Linked DNA regions of Homo sapiens: region 1 is linked to region 2. The links are chromatin contacts, found by Hi-C or POLR2A ChIA-PET in ENCODE. All regions are on one chromosome and are shown on one strand. Each heading gives the region's core, a stretch centred on a gene start or an enhancer-like site at or near the end of the contact. The rest is flanking DNA. Distances are from core to core; before and after follow the strand shown.

What was found. Hi-C counts contacts between places; a loop is a spot of excess contacts on that map. ChIA-PET counts read pairs that join two places held with the same protein, here RNA polymerase II (POLR2A). Pooled maps may share reads with other maps.
Region 1: a map of PC-3 shows a loop between it and region 2 (11-fold over the local background). The contact joins two enhancer-like sites. A Hi-C loop is called at or near these places in 1 of 168 maps with a recorded cell type or tissue (PC-3) and 2 of 50 pooled maps. POLR2A ChIA-PET finds 5 or more read pairs at or near these places in 2 of 52 experiments (BJ and activated CD4-positive, alpha-beta T cell).

What each region holds. Positions count from the first base shown.
Region 1 is chr13:80,082,679-80,085,701 of GRCh38, forward strand. No RefSeq gene overlaps it. Among named protein-coding and RNA genes, the nearest start is that of LINC01080, 73 kb to the left of the region's middle. Within about 2 kb of position 1,398, at least 6 of the 41 ENCODE cell types and tissues checked have a DNase peak (open chromatin) inside an H3K27ac peak, as active enhancers do; they include PC-3, where a contact is called at or near this core.
Region 2 is chr13:79,987,603-79,990,805 of GRCh38, forward strand. No RefSeq gene overlaps it. Among named protein-coding and RNA genes, the nearest start is that of LINC01080, 22 kb to the right of the region's middle. Within about 2 kb of position 1,714, at least 4 of the 41 ENCODE cell types and tissues checked have a DNase peak (open chromatin) inside an H3K27ac peak, as active enhancers do; they include PC-3, where a contact is called at or near this core.

The DNA of each region.
Region 1 (3,023 bases), core at 148-2,647, 95 kb after region 2:
GCCTGCATAAGGGAAATAAAACAAGATGAGTTTTCATCAAAGATAAAAATGTAAGGATTTGTTTATTCAAATATCTTCTGAGCAGGAATCTATAAACTCATTTCTCTTGTTTTAAAGCAAAAACTACACTGGAATGTCTTTTAACACAGTGCCAGAATTTGACATGAAATGGAAGAATGAATACAATAACTGCAGTAGAGTATGAGACAAGTCACACAAGCATGCCACCATGACTCCTCAACAATGCTGCTTTTGCAGAGGAGGGAGGGTTAAGGATGTGGTTGCTGTACACATTGGTGAACACAAATGAATTGACTCACAAGAAGTCCATGTTTCTGGATCAAAAGATTTCAGCCCTCCAAGAGCTGAAATAATAATAATACATCACAGGCCACATCCATCTATTATAGTTTTAAGGATAGTTTGTGGACATGAAGTATTATGAACCATAAGGGTTTGCAGTATTCTGTCTCAAGTTAATGCTATAGTACATCTTAACACCATTGACATTGGCATGCACTGTTCCTGCCTGAGGCATTAGTTGTCTAATTTGATCAAATTCAGACCCTATAATTTGAACTCAAGCCAAACCACAATCAAATCATAAAATTTCCAAAGCTGCCACCATCTTGGAAATGTCAAATGTTGGGTGAGGGGAGCAGGAAATGACTATACAGGGAATAAACAGAGCCTATGGTAATGAATTTTACATCTGGTCCTTATACGATGCCATCATTCCATTAGCTGTAATTTAAATATCTTGATTAACATTTCATTACCATAGGTGACTGCTGTAGAATAAATTGGATCTCCATGCACCATGCATATCAAAATATTCTAAACTCCTTTGAGTTTTAAGGTGCTAAATATAGTACTCTCTGGCCACTTAGAAAGTCTCTGAAGTCTGTTCGGTATTAAGCATAAAAAATAAACCTGAGAAAAAGGGATGTTTTTGTGTGCTCAGATATTACGGCCCGCTAAAAGCATGGACTGTTTTGGCAGTCACTGTCAGACCTCCCGGTGTCTGAGGAATTGTATGCTCCTTTCTAAATCCTTTCGGAAATTGCCAGTTTGATAGAATAACATTGCAGGAAACCACTCAAATTGAACATATTTGTTGTTTTATGTTCTGCCAGGCAAATGTCAGAACAATGCCAGGAGACCACAGTGGGTCAGAATTGGAGGGAGCAGGAGGGGAGGTGAAGGAAGGGAACCAGGAGCAAAAGAGACAATGAGAATAGAATCAGAAGTTATTTTAATGGGGAATTTTAAAAGCATAAAACAAACTGTTGCTTTTGAGAATCAAAAGCAAAATAGATTGTGTCTTCTAACTTGTCTTATATAGTCAACGGCATGACGTCCAATCTGTGAATTTTTGTTGCAAAATTTGATTATTGTGGTCAACAATTTTCTGGTAAATCCCTGCTCACTGGTCAATGATGCTGCCAAAAATGAAGGCTAAATAGATGACTCAGTTGTAGAACTCGCTCATGGAAGCTTATTCTTATGCTTTTATTCCACTTACACAAATCTACTTTACTACAAAGACATTCTTTTTTTTCACTTTTTGCATTCTTCAGTTACACAGCATGCCATATAAATCATTTTAATTAATTAGGAACAACAATTTGCCATAATCATTTATTCAATCTCATGTTTGAAGTCCTAGTGAAATAATTTTTTCTAGGTCTGACAGTATAATAGAACTTACTGGTAGTAATTCCAAAAAATAATCCTGCAGGAATTTATCTTTCCAGAAAGACCAGCATGGGAAAAGCTGTTGGAATGAGTGTGTTAGCTTTGACTCTTTTTTTTTTTTTTTTTTTTTTTTTTTTTTAAGTGGCTGACTCATAAATTAGGAACTTGATTCTCTCTTCCGGGCTTTGGATGGCTTCCTAATGAGCAGAAGGGCTGCTTTATTTATTTATTTACTAACCTTTGTGGATTCAAACCCTTGATAGCACTTAACACTTTAGTTACTGTGGTTATGTTAAATTAATATTGCAAGCACACAGTGCTGGCTTGATTAGCAGGAAAATCTTTTTGCCTTATCTCCACTCAAGTATTGAACCCAGCACCAAATACATGCTCACTATTTTTTGCTAGATTATCTTGCATTTTAGCACATGGAACAAATTTGATATTGATTAAAATTGAATGTTATTAATCTACTTTATTTTCCACATCAGTTTAAAAAGAAACTGAAAAAACCATGGCTTCCAAATGCACGTGTTTTGAGAGCAGCCAAATAGTGAAAACCATATCGTATTTTCAAATATACAACACCACACTCAGTAACTTTTAATTTTTTAATTTAATTTAATTTTTTAGAGACAGGATCTCACTCTGTTGCCCAGGCTAGAATTCAGTGGCTCGATGATAGCTTATAGCTTTATACCCCTGGGATCAAGTGATCCTCCTTCCTCAACCTCCTGTGTAGCTAGGACTACAGGCACATGCCCTCATGCCTGGCTAATTTTTTTTTTTTTTTTTTTGTAGAGATGGGAGTCTTACCATGATGCCAATGCTGGTCTCAAACTCCTGGCCTCAAGCCATCCTCCAGGAATTTTTTTAAAATCAGAATTTGAATTAATTTATTCTTTGTACAATATGAATGTTTACTCTTAGATACATACTTATCTAGTGTCTCTAAAATTGAGGATTTTCTTTTGATATGCATGGCAGAATATTTTGTGTGCTTTAGGATAACTATGGTGGACTTGATGGTAGATATTGGTTTTACTTAGCGGGTACCAATGGAGACGTAAAGGAAGGAAAGTGACTTGTCCAATGTTACAAAAAATTGTACCAATGGAGCTAAAGGACAACTGGAACTTATATTGCCAAAGCATTGTTAAATGAACACACACTTGTGATCTCATATTTTCTGCACTAATATATCTGCTTTGCCAAAGTAGCAAGAAAATAAGGTAATCATTTGTGGCTTTCACAGGCCTTCAGGCAAATGCAATACAATGAAAATTACACTCAGCGTATATAGTCAGTCCAGTCTTCCTGGTAGT
Region 2 (3,203 bases), core at 464-2,963:
CTATGGCATTGAATGGCATTGAGCAGAATGCTAAGAGCAGTAAGAATAAGTATTGCCATAACCACTGGAGATACTATTCAGAGTTGAATTTTTGCCCTTAGCACTTATTTTTATTTCCTTCCTCTACAGATTTGGTCCCAGCGCTGGTTAGCCTGTGCAATTATTTATTCCACAGACATTGCTTAGTTTCAATTTATCCCCTTTGAGCTGTAGGAGCTCTAATAAACACTTCTTTTGTTTTGGATTTCAGTTTTCACCACTGAATTTCTGAATCATAGAATCTCTGGAGTTTCATCCTTCTAGTTCCAAAAATATTTAATTAACTATGGATTACAGAGCAAGAGAGTCATTTAGAGTGATGTTAGTCAGAGGAAGCAACTTCAGAGGAGGCTCATACCTGGAAGGCCCATCTTTCACCTTCCCTCTCCCACCTTAGCAAGTTTCTACAATGCCTTCTAGACTTGGTTCCAAGGTCACCTACTCTTTGAGAATGTTCTTAACTGCCCCTGTAAATGATTTCTCCTCTCTGGCCCACAAGTCTCTGCATATGACATAGTGTAGCTTACCTGTACACACATCTGCTTTCTCCCATATACTGTGAGCTACACAATAACAAGAGCCATCTCACCCATCTTTGAGCAAACAGAGGTACCCTTCCTATAATAAAAATACCATTTATTTATTTCAGAAGCTTTCAATAGTTGATACATCTTATATTTTATGAATGTTCCATATGTATTATATATATGTTCCAAACAAGACTGTAAGTGTCCTCAGTGAACATACAATGTGTGTGCCTTCTTTTGGTGTTTTCCTCAGCTCTGGGTACACGTGCTTAGAAAGTAGATGCTATAATTCCCTGTATTGGAATAAGATAGATGGCAATATTTCTGATGAGCCTTCCTTAAGAATTCCCCTGTTTATCACCACTTGAAAGCACTTATTAATTTACTTATACTTAGTTCATATAAAGAAGTTTAAATGGTTTAATCTATGATTTTAGACAGCTAAATATAGGCACACAATTGTTAGCTCCTGGAGGGCAAGGAAGTTGCTAGTTTATCTTGCCTTACAGAGTACATTAAACAGTACAAAGTATTATCACTATTTAAAAAAATACTCTTTTACGACAGGGCTGAGTCATGGGGCCACGGAGCTGATGTGAACAAGCAATGTTCAGACTCAGAGAGTAAAATGCAGAGATACTTTTAGTGTCATTGCATATTCTCCATTCCAGACTCTCTACTGCAAGCTCTTTCTTTGTGATTTGGCCAACCCAACAGAGAAGAACGTTGAGAGGATTTCTTTCTGCACATTCATTGGCAGTAAGTCCAATGTTAATCCATCCTCAGGCTAATGGCCAGTTGGGACCAGAGGTAAACTACTAGTGGCTAACTATTCAAACAGGAAAAATGGTTTGAGACATTGTAAATTCTCACGTAAATTCATTTATGCCAAAACAGGCTAAGTTTCTTTTTCCTAGAAAACCAGGACAAGGATTTTAATCAAATCATTCAGGTAATTGCCTTAATATGTTTTGCCTTTGTGGGAAGCTTTTGACTTTTTACTTCTCGCCTATTTGCTGATGATATGGTAGTAATCTCTTGGAAGACCTAGGCACCTGGCCGGCAGTCATTCTCTCCACCCTCTGGCTTGACACCATCCTGGGTGACTCCAACTGACAACTTTGCCTCAAGGTTCCTTGCCTGCTTCAGCTTCCAGAATTTTCCGCCACCCCAGGCACCCACTCCATGGTCACACCCTAGATCTTATCACATGCAGATTGCACCATCTCTCAAATAAAGTAGTCACAGTCATTCTTAACCATGCATTCCTCACCATCTCTCTCACTTTATTGTTCCCAACACCAGCTCTTTGACTTTAGTGCTTTATTTTATAGAGTCCCTTGTCCCTCTCCCCATTAGGTCCCTCCTGTCTTTACTTAGCTCCTTAGTCATGCCATTACTTCATCCTTTTGTTTACCAGTTTGCTAAAACCTCTATTCTGTGGTCATTCCGCCATTCCTCATTGGAGAAAACCCTACAAACCTTAATACATTCTACTGCTACATTCTCTGCTTTTGCATGCAGCTCACTGACATTTCAAGAGAAAAATCATACAGTGGTCAGAATTGGTCCACTACATATTTATGTCTTTCATTTTGATGGGGCACTTGTGGCTCTCTAATGCACTACTATATTTTTCCTGGTCAACAAGCAATGATTCCATGTAGTATTTCAACAATACCTATGCCTCTCAAAAGTCCATCACCCCACCCCAGAAGCCCCCTCAGCTATTAGCCCGTGATCTTCTATTTAATAGAGAAAACAAATAATGCAACAGTAATTTTCTCAATTTACTTTTATACAACTCAATAGTTTCCTTCTCTTCCCTGTCAAAATGAAAAATATTTTCTTCCTTTTCCCTCTTCTTACAGGCTGAAATCTGATTATTCCCTCTCACTCTTTATTTTTAACGTCTTTCTTTACTGGCACATTTAAATATGCAGATGCATTTTCAGTGGGGGTGGGCAACTCCCTCCCCCTCCACTATTTCTCCCTCTAGTTTTCTGTAGCTGTTTAGAACACATCTTCTCAAAAGAATTGTCTTACTATCTCTGTCCCCGCTCCCAGCCATGACTCAACTTAGCCTTTCATTCTAATTGCTATACTCCAGCAGATCTTTAAGAGACCACAAATGATTTCTGTGAGCATTTGTAAGTCTTTGTCTTACCTAATCTCTCACTAATAGAAACACAACTGATTGCTCCCTTAAAATACTTTCTTTCCATATTTTTTATGTCACCACACTGCCAGGTTTCCTCCAGGTCTTTCTATGTTAATTTATGGTTACTTTGCTGTTTTCTCTTCCTCTGCCAATACCTTTTAAGTTGGTGTGACTCCACATGTGTTTTAGATGCTTTTCCTATGTCATTCCACACTCGTGTAGGAGGCAGAGGAAGAGCTCCTTTTCTAAAGATGTGCTCATTCTAACTGCCAGAACCTGTGAATATGTTACATTACATGGAAACAGGGACTGTGAACATGTGATTCCATTAAGGACCTTGAGATGGGAAGATTATCCTGGATTATCCAGGAGAGCCCAATGTAATCACAAGAGTCCTAATAAGAGAAAGATAAAGGCCAGATAGTCAGTGAAGGAGATGTGATGATGGAAGCAGAGGTCACAGTGATGAAAGCAGC